2 separate regions of the Homo sapiens genome follow, and region 2 is linked to region 1. A link is a loop called in an ENCODE intact Hi-C map of the cell type or tissue named here. Cell type or tissue: ovary. All regions are shown on one strand. Each heading gives the region's core, and the rest is flanking DNA. Links, peaks and the distances in the headings are about the cores only.

Evidence for each region. Peaks named below come from ENCODE experiments on the same cell type or tissue, not always from the same donor. Only the 100,000 strongest peaks of a DNase experiment are listed, where the experiment ranks them.
Region 2: it touches region 1 in a loop (2.5-fold over the local background); 7 of 110 quality-filtered maps call a loop at or near these places.

Annotation. Positions count from the first base shown.
Region 1 is chr6:1,600,681-1,608,104 of GRCh38, reverse strand. It overlaps FOXCUT (FOXC1 upstream transcript), which reads right to left and starts at 2,574. Exons shown (of 2, transcript NR_125804.1): 1 at 2,306-2,574; 2 at 747-2,089. RefSeq lists enhancers at 146-655, 1,013-1,513, 1,514-2,014 and silencers at 3,316-3,385, 3,436-3,855. In ovary, for the core only: a CTCF peak has its summit at 3,555 (motif pointing left); no DNase peak of the experiment used is centred there; H3K4me3 peaks cover 821 bases; H3K27me3 peaks cover 751 bases.
Region 2 is chr6:1,900,855-1,908,278 of GRCh38, reverse strand. All of the region lies in intron 7 of GMDS (GDP-mannose 4,6-dehydratase), which reads left to right. Among named protein-coding and RNA genes, the nearest start is that of FOXC1, 290 kb to the right of the region's middle. In ovary, for the core only: no CTCF peak of the experiment used is centred there; DNase peaks (open chromatin) are centred at 3,628 and 4,418; H3K27ac peaks cover 1,519 bases.

The sequences.
Region 1 (7,424 bases), core at 1,291-6,290:
TTGGAGAAGCACCAACAGGAGGCTCAGCACTTGCTGGTTGCCAAGGACACTAGACAGGGGCGAGGGTGGTGGTGAAGCCCCAGGACCTGAACACTTAATTCCTGTTCAGCCCCCAGCCCGGCACCCTGAAGGTCTTATCAGCCCGCCTGGTCGAGGCTTTAAGGAGTGCTGTGGCTTCAGCCTGGAGGAGATTTAAGTGGTCTCCCTGAACACCTCAGCAAGTGGTGAGTTCGGTCTTGAAGCTGCCTTTTACACTGCTAGCGGTGCGCGGAGATGAACGCAGCGATTACGGATGCTTTGTTTTCCGAATGCGGGAAACGCCTTCGGCCCCGAGTTTTGCAACAGGCAATGGTGCCCCGCTGCCCCCTCCCCCACCAGCCTGTCGCCTCCTGCTCTTCCCTGCCTCCTCCCTCCATCGGCCCAGTGAAGTGTAAACAGCTTGTTATGTAAATTGCAAATCGACCTGCAGCGGTGTTCTCAGCTCTCCGTTTTGGGTATAAAAGTCGCCGTTGTGAAATTAGTGTCTGGCGTGCGAGAAAAAATGGAGGGACGTAGTTTTATCAAGATCAACTTTCCACTGGTTTAGCTCTGGATATTCGCCAGGAAAAGATATTTGCATTTGTGTTTTATAAACTTACTCGGAAGCAAGCCTCCAGTAAGCGGCTTGATTGTATTTCAAGCACTTTTCTTATTTCATTTTTGTTGTTAGTGGTGTTATTTGAACATTAAGACGCAGGCATGAAGTCTTTTGGGGAACAGGTTAAAGCTTTTATTTTCAGGTTACAGTTTTTGATGCCCCTTTCTGCTACTCCACGGGGTACTTCAATCATCCGCTTCCGCACATCTCTTGACTCATTTGGCAGAAGAGCCCCCACGGGAACCCTTCGGCTTCTTTTCTGACACCTCACGTACTTGCAGCCTGAAGGCCCCGCAGGCGACAGCGGTAATGGATGTTTGGTGGAACCCTCCCTGGGCCCACACTCCGCCCCTCCCCAGCAGGCCGGGCAACAATTCCCAGGGCCCACCGAGGGGTGCTTAGCTCGGAGGAGGGGGAGTGACGTCACAGCGATGTTCAAAACAAGGCCTCCCCTGGCCCCACCATAGAAAAGCACCAGGAAGGGGAATGTGGCGAGCACTCCAGGAAATGCTCGGATTGGGGACCAGGTGACACTGTAGGAATGTGTGTGCTGGGGGATGGGATGGTGTCCTAAATATGGGTCACCAGGAGCCAGAAGGAGCTCTCTTTTTTCTTTTTCTTTTTCAAGTAAAGCAGAGGAGGTGGAGATTGGGATGGGGGCAGTCCGGAAAAATCACTCCCTAGGGGTGTGAGCTTAGCTCGTGTTGTGCGGATTGTCCCCGTCACAGCCCAATCACCTCTGTGGTGTGCCTAGACGCCCTCTCCCTTACCTCCCCGCTTTCTGGCTTCTCCATCCTCTGGGCTCTGGGTTCAGCCCTGAAAGCCGAACTGTGGGCTGCAGTGGGGAGGCGAGGGCAGGTAGAAACCAGCTTCAGGGGGGGCTCCACCTGGCCCAGGAGCTGGGGGACAACAGAAAAGGCAGGCTTAGGGCATGAGGGAAGGCGCTTCTCCTGCTGCACTGGGGCAGTGATTCCTGGGGGCTCTGCACACACAGGAGGGAGGCTGCAAGTCCACAGCTGCTTTAGCATCTTTCCCTTTGCTGGGGCAGACAGAGTGGAAGATTAAGGCAATTAACCCCAGAGGGCCACTAGAAAACTGTCCACTAGGCTGCCATCACAGACCACTGGAGCAAGGTCCGCTTGGGGATGTCTTTGAGCTTTTTAGATTACTTAGATAATTGTCTTAGTTCTCCATTCGGCCTCCTTTGCTTAGACCAGAATCCCAGGGGTAGGGGAGGATATCCTTGCATCAATGCCCGGCATTCGTTTTCAAACCACCAGGCCGGCAGGCAACGTTAGTCATCGGTGCGACTTTTCAGCGGAGGAAGGAGTGGGGACCGAACATCTGGGTGGCCGCGACCTTGGGCAGATACTCCTTAGCTGGGGGATTTTCAAGTAGAGGATTTGTCAGCACAGTCCCTCCAATTCAGCCCCGTCCTTAGTAGAAAAATTTCTACAATAAACGAAAAGAGCGTTTGGTTTTCGATTGTTTTAAAGACAAAGTGATCCATATTGCCTGTCTACATGGTTGGATTAATCCGATAGTTGCCCTCCTGGGGGCAGACCTCCACGGGAAGTTTGTGTGATGGGATAATTTAATGTCATCTAAGTCCCCTGGAGGGGCGGTTCCCCTAACTACTCACCCAGGAGAAAGCCAGCCAACACCTACCTGATCGTTCCCGCCTCGGGATGGCCCACCTATCGCCCCTTGGCAGGAAAGCCCCCGCCTCGAAGGGCGTTTCGGGGGCTCAGAGCCGAGCTAAGCTGCAAGAGGGGGCCATGGGGAATGCGGGAAGTGAATCTTTAACTTTGGTGCCCGGCTTCAAAAGACTCAGGGCTTCTTGTGTTCAGGCAGAGGTAAATGGAGATTCAAACTGTCGTCTTGCATTAACAATCCGGAATAAAAATAAAATTCGTAAAGGGATAGATGATCGGAAAGAACAAATGGTGCATGTGTGCGCGAACGAGCCCCAGTTTCTCTCCATCCAGGTCCCCAGCGGACTCAGAGCGGCCGCCGCACTCCACGGCCTGGGAGGACAGAGGCCCCGCAGCCTCCCAACCTCGGCTCATGTGGGGGGCGCGCCGCGCAGGGTGGGCGAGTCCCCAGGCCCCAGAGTCTGCCGGAGCCAGGGTGCGCGGTGCGGCGGGAGCCGGCCGTCGGAGGACTGCAGGGCGAAAGCGCCTTCCTGGGGCTGGAGCAGAAGGCGTGTGCCCCTGCACGGACGCGCCTTGGCTGTGGGTGTGGGAAGAAAGGCTTTGCCCCGTGAGACAGACCCACAGACAGCCCCGGAGCCGCCGGCGGGGTGAGGTGGGCTGCAACCTTGCAGGTGGCTGGCTGTTCCCAGGTCTCCGGCCCGGCGCCGCAGCGGACCCAGGCGCCGGGGCCGCAGCCAGCCTTCCTTCCGAGTGCTCCCTTCGCGGAACCCTGCGCCCTGGGACCTTCCTTCCGACGTCCCTCACCCCGGCCGGGGAGTGGCACCAACGCGGACGCACCGCCGGGCCTCCTGCGGGTAAGGCGCGGTCGGCCCCCAGCTCTGAGCCTTCTGGGCAGGAGCCCCGGGGGCCTGGGCCGGGGCCGGTGTTTGCACCTCTCAGGACAGGGACAAGGCCGACACCCGGCTCGGTGCAGCCGGCCTCCCCCGAGGACCTGAGGGCCGACGCCTCCGGGAACCGCTGGTCCTCGCGAGTGGGTCGGCGCCTGGCAGCGCGCGCCGGTGACCTGGTGGTCCGTCTGCTCCCAGGCCGCCCCTCACAGGCTTCCCGCCGCTTCCCCGCGAGCGTCAGCAGAAAAAGGGACGATGTGGAAGCCCGGAGGCCCCTTGGCCGACCCAGGCTGGGGCTCTCAGGCTGGGGGCACCTCACCCCGGCAGGTCCCGCGCCTCGGGAACCCGGGGCCAGGCAGCCGTCCTGGGCGCCCGCACCGCGCACTGCGCGTGCTACGAGCGCCCCCTGCCGTCGGAGGCGTTGTCTCCGCGGCGCCTCTGCCCGCGCCGGGCTCCAAGGGCCGGCTCCGCCTGTCCCCGCACAGCGTCCCCTGGGAACCGGGTCTCCAGAGAAGGAGGCCTGGGGAAGACCGCGCCGCCCGCGTGGGACCCCGCAGGGCCTGGCACCTGGTTTTCTAGGCTGCAACTCTCATCCCTCAGGGTCCGGGCGGGAACAGCCCCATCGGGGAGACCCTCTCAGACTTCCAGGCACAGACCACGGACGCTTTTGTTCCTGGAGTGGAGGGAGGTGACCCGAGACTGGGGCTTTCAGCCACCGCTACGCATTCCTTCCAGGCGGCCCTTTTAATTGACGTACACGTTACAGAAAAAGCAAGGCCGCTCCATCCAGTGAATTACATTGTGGGAGATGCCAAGGAATGTATTTACTGGCAGCCAGGTTTGCCAATAAAAGTTGCAAATAAAGACTGCTGGTTTCCAGGAAAATGTACTTCTGTTTTTTAAACACTCCTTAGTCTTAATTACCAAAAACTGAGCCTCCAAAGAACCGGTTTCGAGAACAGGACCAGTGAGTGGCGGTGCTGGCGAGGCCTCACACCCCCACGTGCAATCACACACCCCGATGTCGCCTATGGGAACAAGGACCATGCACACCTATGGCTTTGCCCACAGAGAGGCTCGCCCGTATTTACATACGCAGCAGACACAGACACAGGCGAAACGTTGGCACACAGAGAGGTATGCGCTCGGATTAGGGCTGTTTAGTTTGGAAGTGAAGAAATAAGAAAAGACAAACTATGGCAAACAGGCGAATTTCCACAGAAATAAATGTCTGCGAGGAAAGGAGGCACTTGCTCTGTAGTGTTTAGTTATGGTCGCCCTGGTAGTTCTTTTTAGTCCGACCGGGTTGACTATAAATGAAGGCAGCAGAGAAATGCAGAATTTACATTTACTAAAGGTCCGCTTTGGCTTGGGGTCACAAGGACCCCAGTGGGAATTAGAAAATCTCCCCACTCACTAGATGGAGCAGCACCTCCCCCCACAAAAAAAGGGGTTTGGGGCAGAGTGTGCACGCTAATGAGAGGCAAATTTATTCCATGTTTCTCCAATCTTAAACACGGACACTCATAACCACAATTATAAAGACTGGTAGGATGCACAGAACACTTAGTATGCGGTCATCCTGCTGTGTGCTTTAAACACTCCTTTCACCTAATCCTCACAAGGACGCTGACATGGATATTATGATCTACATCTTACACATGAGGAAACTGAGCTTAAAGAAAAGAGAGAGCTTTCCCAAGATTACACAGCCCTCGCAGTTGCACTCTGCACAGGCTCACTGGATCTAAGACGCCACTTATGATAAGGTACAGTGCTTATGAGCCACTAAGAGGGGAAAAAACTAAATTATTAAATATCATCAGTGGTAAATCTCATCTCCGTTTCAGTTGCTAAAATGAAAAAAAAAATGTGCATTTCAGATCGATGATACGTTTACTAATCCATGTAATCAACAAACACATAGAGGCCTGCTCCGTGTTTGGCTTTCTTCTAGCAGCTGGGTGTGTAACAGAGCACCCTTTGCAGACATCCATGAAGCTAAATACTAATTATTATGGGAAGGATGTTTACCCACAGCAACCGTTGAATCTATTATATATGTGTACACATACTGACTTGCACTGGTCTGGTTTATCTGCACACTTCCATACTCTTCTAGAGATGCTCACGCCAGTGCTATGAGGAGAAACTGGTATACGCGCATGCACAGAAAAATGGTATATATTTGGACACAGACATTCTGTATAAACGAATAAAGGACCTGCTGGTGAATGCATTGTTCTCTCCTCCTGGATGCTATCTGGTGGCTCCTCTCCTGCTTTTCCCTTCATTTAGTTTCCCCAAGGAAGATTCTCCAGAAAACACAGCAAATAAAGCAGAGAGGCTCTTTTCTGCCCCTGCCTCAATGGTGGGCCCGCTCTTACCCACAGCTCCAGACAGATGGGCAGGCAGGCAGGCAGGCCAGGAGCCTCAGAACACTGAGGAAGCAGGAGCAGTTCCTCTCGGACCCATGGCAGACGTCAGCCAGAGGAGGCTGGAGGAGGGATGGGCAGCAGGAGGTGGGTTTCAGGTTGTAGCTCACCTCCAGGACACCATGCCGGGGCTGTCCAGAAGTCACCAAAGTCAAGCCCTTGGCATCATAGAGAGGGAAACTGAGGCTCTCAGAAGAGAGCTGGCCCAAGATGGGGAGGGCTTCTACCCAGGACTTGCAGTCTAGTGCGGCCTTCCCCCAGCAGATGCCCAGGCTCCTCCGCCTTCAGTCCCACCAAGGCCTAGCGACTAACGCAGCTGTTGTCTTTGGCCAGGTAGGCCTTGAGGGTCAGGGTTGGGGTAGGAGCAGGGAAAAGGAGAGAGTGGGTGGCAGGGAAGATGAATGAAGGGCGGAGGGTGGCAGGGGCTTTTTCCTTTTCCAGGAATTCCTCCCTTGCCCAACACAAGCTTGGCTTGGGTCTGGACGATTGACCCAAAGGCCAACCCTTGGGGGAGAGAAGAGAACCCCGGACGCAGAGCCAGAGGAGGCCCAAGACCTCAGGCTCCGGAGGTGTTTGGCCACCAAGTGCGCGGGGCAGCAGGGGCCCTACTTTCCCGGGGTCCGGCCCGCCACAGGGGTGCCCAGGGTCTTCTCTGTGCGGTCTTCCCTCGAAGAGCCGGGGAAGCCCAGTCCTGCCGGAGTGGGGCACAGGGCACCGCGGCCCAGATTCCCCGCGGAGCGCCCGGCCCTGCCGGCCGCGGCGACAGTCTGGGGCGGTCCTGCTTCTCCTCAAGACCAGCCGATGGGTCGGGGCGCCTGGTCTCCCGGTGTCTCCCCGTCGTGCGCAGGAAGGTGCTTTTAAAGGCCGGCGGCCGGCGCGCGAGCTCGCACACCGCAGCCGCGCCGGCCTGTGTTTAGTCTGGCGCTGAGGTCCTTCCTGAGCAGATGGGAGGAGGAAGCCTTCTCCAGGCCGTTCCTGCCGTCGCCCACCCGGCCCATCCATCATTTTCTCACCTACTGGCCCCAGGACCGCGAAGTCCTCACTGAGAGCTGGGCACAAAGTCCGGGCCGGGTCACAGACCCCCGCCACCTCGCCCGCGCGTGAGAGCTTTTCCTTCTTCCTTCAGCACAAAGGCTGCCATTATTGCATGTCCCTGTGATGAAACACGCACCAGATTAGATAAGGCTGAATTGCACTTTTATAGGGTGCCAGTATCGTCCATGAGACACTCTCCTTTTATTCGTGAGAGTGTGCGCTTATAAGAATGGTTTGCTTGAGTAGTTATCACTCTCCTCAAAGAGACAACATCTACACACAGAGTGACTTCTTAGGGAAGGACTGCGGGATGCCCAGAGCGGGGGAAATTAGTTACTCGCCGAGAAAGAGCAAGTTACTAAAAGTTGCTGACCTCTGGGGCCTGGCCCAGTCAGCCAGGAGCACTGTTTTGCTTTTGTGTGTGGCAATTCCGCATGGTGCCCGGTGCCATCCCAAGAAACGCACCCTAGGAGTTTTCATTGTTTGCCTTTGTGAGCATTTGCTATCAAAGATGCGGTGTTAGGCGTATTTGTTTTAGTAAGGAACGCATCCAGAGGCGGGCAGACGTGTCACTGGGAGAATGTTTTGGCAGGAGCGGGGCAGGGGTTTTACATAATAGGAAAACAGATGCAGCTCCACCCTTCGAACATCAAGGCAAACACATCCACGCATTTTGTTTAATATCAGTCACATTGTCTACTGTCTGCTGGAAGTAGGTTAATTTTCTAGTAAACACCACTCTTACTGCTGCCAACTGTTTTTTTCTGGAATGGGC
Region 2 (7,424 bases), core at 808-5,807, 300 kb before region 1:
TTACAGAAATAATTCATAAGTTTTAAATCGTGCACCTTTCTGAGTAGCATGATGAAATCTCACACCATCCCACTTCGTTCTGCCCGGACGTGAACCATTCCTTTGTCCGGTGGATCCCCACTGTCGATGTTCCCCACCCATTAGTCTCTTAGTAGCCTCCTTGGTTATCAGATTGACTGTTGAAGTATTGTAGTGTTTGTGTTCACTGAATCCTTACTTTACCTAATAATGGCCCCATGGTGCAAGCGTTTTGATGCTGGCATATTGTTATCATTGTTCTATTATTAGTTCTTGTTGTTAAGCTCTTACTGTGTCTAATTTTTAAACGATTTATCGTGGATATGTATGCATGGGAAAAAACATCGTGTGTGTACGGTTTGGTATTTGCAATTTCAGGTATCCACCGGGGACTTTGGAACATCTCCCACAGATAAGAGGGGAGAACTGTATAGTTCATTTATTGGCCAGTTATTGTCTCTTTTATATGGACATGCAACTTATGTTTATAACCCTATATTCCCTTAAAATTCTGTGCTTTTGTAAAATGTGTACCAGCTCAGGAGGCTCACCTGCCTCCCATGGAAGCAGGCTTTCATGCTTGCTCTGTGTCCGACTGACTTCGTAACATTAAATGTGTCACTGATGGTTGCTTTAGGAAATTATTTGCCTGGGAAAAGAAATACACCATGTCATAAAACAGAGAGTTCACCTATGTTAGTGAGATGATACCTTCAAAGGTGGAACATTTCTAGAAGGGTTCCTGTCCTGTCACTTCCCTTGTTTCAATACTGTATTGGCCCAAGGTAGGTATTGGTTTGGGATTTCTTAAACAAAACTTCTTTTTAAATATTTTTAGAAAGTTGCTTTTATTCAGAGGTCTCAGTATCTTGCTTTGTGCCAAGTTTGTTTTGTTGGCTTAAATTATGTTAAAATTCAGCTTTGAAAATCAGTACATGGGACCGTGGGGTGCTTGATTTGCTGAAACCCATCCACCAGTTTCTCATCTTCCCCTCATCTGTCATGTGGAGCTTTAGAGTATCAGAGTCTATGCGTGTTGAGTTCAAGTTGATACACATACACTGACACGTGCATGCCAAGCCATCTTCCCCATAAGCCAGTTGTCAAATGGGTAGAGAGATTACACATGCGAAACAGCAAATAATGTTAGAGTGTGTGCTTGCAGACACAAATATATATGCCTGTGAGACAATGACAGAAAAATAAGGAATCCTGGAAGCATACAGACTGACAGTTTTGCAGTGCATCTGAGTTCTCACCCTCCATGGTCTGGGAGAGGAACATGTGCCATCCACCCTTGCCTCCTCTCGGAGGCTGGGGCTGTGTGCAGGGAGCCCCTACGGTGGGTTCTCTGCCCATTTCCTGCTATGTAAAGTGTTATTAGGGAATGAATGGCTGGTGAAAAGGACCTTGCAGCCTGTGCTTTGAGTAGCCTGGGACCGTTGGGAACAGCCGCTTCTGTCTGTGTGATCCGAAGATAGCTCCCAGATGGGAGAGCTCCTACTCCTTTCCTTGTCCTCCCTCCCTGCCCTCTAGCACAAAAGCTTTTGGAACTGCAGGAAACCCCCTGGCTTGCAAACCCAGGACCCGTAGGCTTCACAGGTCTTGTGAATGGCCAGCATTTTGGGCTTCACACCCCACTAACCTCTTGAGAATTTCTTTGAAAAACTAGAGTATCATAGAGATGTGAAAAGAGTTTGATTTCTAAAATCAGTGAGTGCATGTATTCAGATAACCTAGGTTTAAAAAAGGCAATAAAAATTAAAATCTGCTGACTGCAATGACAGAATAATTGCATTTTATTGTGCAAATATCTAATTTGACCCAGGTTATTTTACTTAACAGCAATTAGTGTTTTGGTGTGGGCTAAATAGTACCTGAGAATCCCTAGGATTGTGTTAGTTTCATGGTGCAAAGGCTCACTGCACATTTGGAACTGGCTTACTGAGTCCTGGCACCCCAGCTCTCAATGCTGGCACTTGACTATTTGCAGGAATGGGGAACTGACCACCCACAGAATGGCTTATATGCATATGTAGGATGGCTTATATACATATATACATATGCCATGCAGCCAGCTTTGAAATGTGATAGCACTTCTCTGAGGTCCCTAATGTGCTGCTCAACCTTTAAGACTAATCAACAAAGCTAACAGTTACAGTAATACTTGTCACAAGCATCACTTATTTGGTAGTTTCATGTAAAGATCATTGTATCGTTTTTTGGAACAGCTGTTCTGTGTGGATCTGTGAAGAAAGTCTCGGTGGGTACTTTCCATTTCCATTTGAGCATGTCAGATGGCTTGGACTCAACAGCCACCTGGGCGCTCCTTCTCAGGGACACCTGCATACGTGTTCCCAGATGGCCTATGGGGTTATTGTCACATGCCAGCACCCACAGCTATGTGCTGGCCCCACATGCAGATGCACAGGTACCTTTGAGGTCCCACCTACAAGCCAGCACCCACAGCTATGTGCTGGCCCCACATGCAGATGCACAGGTACCTTTGAGGTCCCACCTACACGCCAGCACCCATAGCTATGTGCTGGCCCCACATGCAGATGCACAGGTACCTTTGAGGCCCCACCTACACGCCAGCACCCACAGCTATGTGCTGGCCCCACATGCAGATGCACAGGTACCTTTGAGGTCCCACCTACACACCAACACCCACAGCTATGTGCTGGCCCCACATGCAGATGCACAGGCACCTTTGAGGTCCAACCTACACGCCAGCACCCACAGCTATGTGCTGGCCCCACATGCAGATGCACAGGCACCTTTTAGGCCCCACCTACACGCCAGCACCCATAGCTATGTGCTGGCCCCACATGCAGATGCACAGGCACCTTTGAGGTCCCACCTACACGCCAGCACCCACAGCTATGTGCTGGCCCCACATGCAGATGCACAGGCACCTTTGAGGTCCCACCTACACGCCAGCACCCACAGCTATGTGCTGGCCCCACATGCAGATGCACAGGCACCTTTGAGGCCCCACCTCTAATGACACCGGCCAGTGCCCTCGGCACCAGGGGTGAGGCCCAGTGTGGAAGAGCTTTGCAAGGCTTTCCCCTGGACCTCACAGCTGCCCTGAGAATAAGTGCTCGCTGCCCAAAGGAGGCATCGCTTGGTTAAGTAGCTTGCACAGAGCACATGCAGGTAAGTCGCTGGGATGGAGTTTGGATCTCATGTCATGGATGCCAGAGCTTGTGCTGTTCTTACTTGCTTGGGCCATGCTACCTCTATCCATCTTTTCTGCCCTTATCCCCTTTCTTCTGCTTCCCCTCTTCTTTGTTTTGCAACACATTTTTCCTACCATTATCTCCCTTTTAAGGAACTTAACGTTGCCTCTGAGAATTGTTGACGTTGCCCTTTGTCAACCATGTGACACTGGGGACAGGTCCATCTCATGCACTCCTTCTGCCACCCCCAAGGAGGGAACAGGGCTTTGTCAGCAGTCAAAGCTGCTGTGCTGGGGGCTCCTGGCTATGTGCGAGGCATCATGCTAGGCCCAGTGAAGCCTGCAGTGAGGTATTAAGTGGGCACCACCCTGAGCCCTAACTTGGCCAACAGGAAGGTACTGCGCATTGCTGGTGTGGGAGCCGGCGAGTCACTGTTCTGACAACCCACGCTCAAGGACACAGCAGTGAGCACAGCACTCTACTATCGGCTCTGTCAGGAAAGCCTGGCCGGAAAGGAAACAAATTCGTTCGTTAAATGGACTGACCCTTTTGTCTTTGCTTAATGGAGTAACTTTGCCTTCTTTTGACTTATTCTGTCTGCCTGCAAAAAGGAAATCTGCTCTCATTTAATGGACTATCAGTTGTTGGTGTTGCCGAGGAGGGGGCAGTCCTCCTGGCCTTTGCTCTCAGGAAGGACAGACGGCCACACAGAGCAGCCCCCGAATGCAAATGAGAGTCCTGATTAACAGTAAGGCCCCCAGGGTTTCCTCCTTTTCCCAGAGATAAGGCTGGGGCTTCCTACCCTGCCACAATCAGCCAACTGTTTCAGGAGCCATTTTCTCTCCTCTGTGATTACATTTATTTTGTCTGGTACAATTTCGTGTTATTTAAATCTTAGGGTTTTAAAATGGCTTTCTCAGAAGCCATTCTCTTCTGAACCGCTTGTCCCGTGCCCCTGGAAGTCTGGAGGGCCTGTCCTGACATCACGTGCTCAACATTCAACAGCGCTTTTCTGTTCCAAGCTTGCCTTCCTCCCCTAAGCTGAAATAAATCAAAGTTGGTTGGGACTCAGTCGCAATAAATCAAGACCTGTCCAGAACTGGAGCCTGCCCAGTCAAAATGTCATAGCTTGGCTTTCACTGAGGATTAATTAAAGGCCTAATATAAAGCCCAGATGTGCTTCAGGAGAGTAGCAAGCTGCCTGGTGGCTGCATCTCCCCAGGTTCCTGCCCACCCAAGAATATGGAGGAGGACAGAAAGGCATCCAGGGTTGGGAGGGCACTGAGGGGAGGGAGGCGCCCGTAAGCACATCTGAGTGAACTTTATCTAGTTTGGAGAAAACAGGACAAGCTTTCCAGCAAGGCAAGAAGAAAAATCTATGTCAGACTGTGTGTGTACAGTATTTAAAGGGAAGGAACATGTAATATATCAGAAGGTGTGCTTTAATTGAGGAGACAAAAGAAAATGAACCAAGTAAAGAGGTTTCATTGTTTTAAAAAAATGCAGTGAGATTTATGCCTGGTTCCTGCTGAACCTGTAAATTGTTTAGAGCAGAGAAGCTGTGTAGATGAAATGCTTTTGAGATATTTTTATTCACAGAAAGTTGAATTAGACGAGAATAGCTTTTGGATTAGGACTTATCCAGGTCTTCCTTTAGTTCCACACAATTCCATGTACTCAACAAAAGGGTGCCTAATTAAATTCCGATTGAAGAAATTCATATGAAAAGCAATGTGCAACATTAATTCTCCGTATGTGCAAAGTACTGCATTTGAAGTAGGAAACAAGAAAGTGTATAATTCAAAACCCTATATCGTGATCATATTATATGACTTTAAAGTTAAATTTTACCACTATTTGTAGAAATTTGATTCTGAAGTTGGGAAAAGAAGACATCATCAAAGACTAATAAATCCACAATCTTTTTTTGTGGTAATGTGTATACTTTCCTTCCCTGAATATCTGTAAATCAGCTATGTAGAAACTTTGTAAATAAAACAAAGTGAATCTCCTGATTGCTGTGCAATTTATAATAGACACATTTGATGCAAATAATTGGAATCTTTTGATAGATATAAATAGGCTTTTTGTGACTAGGAGGGCTTGCTATTATACAGCCTATCTTTATATTAACATTAAGCTTTTATCCATGGAAAATTCAACTTTCCCCAGAAGATGTTACTTCCTCACAATGTTATATTGATGTTTAAATTCTAGACCTGAAAATTTTGTTAATAAACAATAGTTTATGTGCTGAACAGATTTAAGAAAAATATTATGGTTTAATTTGAGTGATCAGAGTGTTTTTACCTGTTATTTGACCCAGATATTTAAATGTACAATCATATTTACTTGTAAGGAATTTTTAGAAGTCCACTGGCCTTTTAATAGTGACATTGTGAGTCGTCATATATAGCGTCTTACTATTTTTTTATCCTATATTCACCTTATCTTGTGGTTGAAGTATCAATTTAAATGAATTTTAACATAGCTGTGCGATATCCCAGAAACAGGAATTTCACCTATTTTCCAGATGTGCTACACATTTCTATTGAGATTACTGAGGACTGGTAGATCATTTTGGGTTATTAAGGATCTAGCAGCATGATACTTTGTTTTTTAAGGCCTTTCCTCTAGGACCCTTTACTTATTTTAGTCAGTAATCTAGAAAAAATAATTTACTACAAATTTACATTTCCATTAGTTCAGATAATTTATGTTTTTAGAAGGGTTTCTGTGTCATGCTTTATTACTTAGTCCATAAATAACTTTTGTATTTACCATTGCCTTTTATTCTATATTTTAGTTTTAATAACATCAAGTGAGAATGAATGGCCTAGGACAATGTGTCTCCAGAATGAGGACTAGATTTTAAGAGCAAGGAAATTTAGATAAATAAGCTTGCCCCATTGCCGATTTTAAATACTCTTGCATACTTAATTCTCAATGTGCAGAATTAATTACACACTTCTAGAACTTTGAGCCAGTTGGCATTTGGTAAATGGCACAGCGTATGTGATATTTCACCCCAGATTTTCGCATCCATTAGGTTGTTCTTTTGTATTTTAATTTTGAAGTATTTTCGTGTTTAAATAAAGCTGTATCCTTTACCATTGCGCAGAAGTCATCTGAGCACCCACAGTAGCCCTTTTCCCTGTCTCCCCTCTGTGTGTGTGGTCTCCATAGCAGTAACTGATTACTTATTGTTTATGTGTTTCCCTATTCAGATGGATGACTGGTTTGTTAAGGGCAAGAATGCATGTTTCATTTTGTTTCTTCAGCGTCTAACTTAGTAACAAGCACATAGGATGAGCTCAGTATACACTGAATGAGCAAAGGCTGGCCTGTGTCTTTTCAGACTAGTTAGGGACAGTTTGGTGAGTCATTGCCATGACATATCAAAGGCCACAGTAGAGTTCTCTGAGCTTCAAAAAAAAAGCCTTGTGGGAAAGAGCAACAAAATTCTCCTAGCATATAAGAATTTTTGGAAAATGTGTTAACTCTTTGTATTTGGATCCCTTTTATTTTGTGGAAACCATAATATGGGGTCTTCAACTGATCTGAAGGAGTTACTGCAATTCCTTAAAATAGGTGGCCTGACCTCCTAATAGAATCTTTTTCATTATATATTTTTTCTTTTCTATGTTTTTTTTGTTACAATGGGATGAAAAGCTGACTTAACAGACCTAATGTAGTTTTGATCAATGTGAGCAAGAACATCTCGTTACCAAGCCCAAGTAGTAACACGTTGTTAAAATTCAGAAAAGGCTGACTTTAAGAGCTTGCCATAGTCAACATCAGAATTATGTTCCACGGTCGTGGAGAGAAACGTATCGTAATTAGCACAGGCCATCTCTGTAGCCCGGAATATTGGGCACCATGTGGCGACTCCAGGCATGCTTGCCCCCAGGAGCTGAGAGCCGGGAGCCACGGAACCAGGGAGCCACATCTAAAAGGCTCACTGGAAAGCAGGTGCAGGCACCCAAGGGCTGCTTACGCTCTGCTACCAGCGCTTCGCCGTTCTCTGACGTGGATGGTTGCTGAAGACATGCCTTTCTTGCTAGTAAATGTATTAGGAAGTGGCCTGGGAAGGAAAAAGTTGCAGCATAACTACTTTCTCCCTTGCGTGGTAGTGAGTTAGCGCGACATGTTGGCATAACTGAGTCGTCTGAAACACTGTGAGTGATATCATCGAGAGTGCTTTTTTGCAGTTAAGGGAAC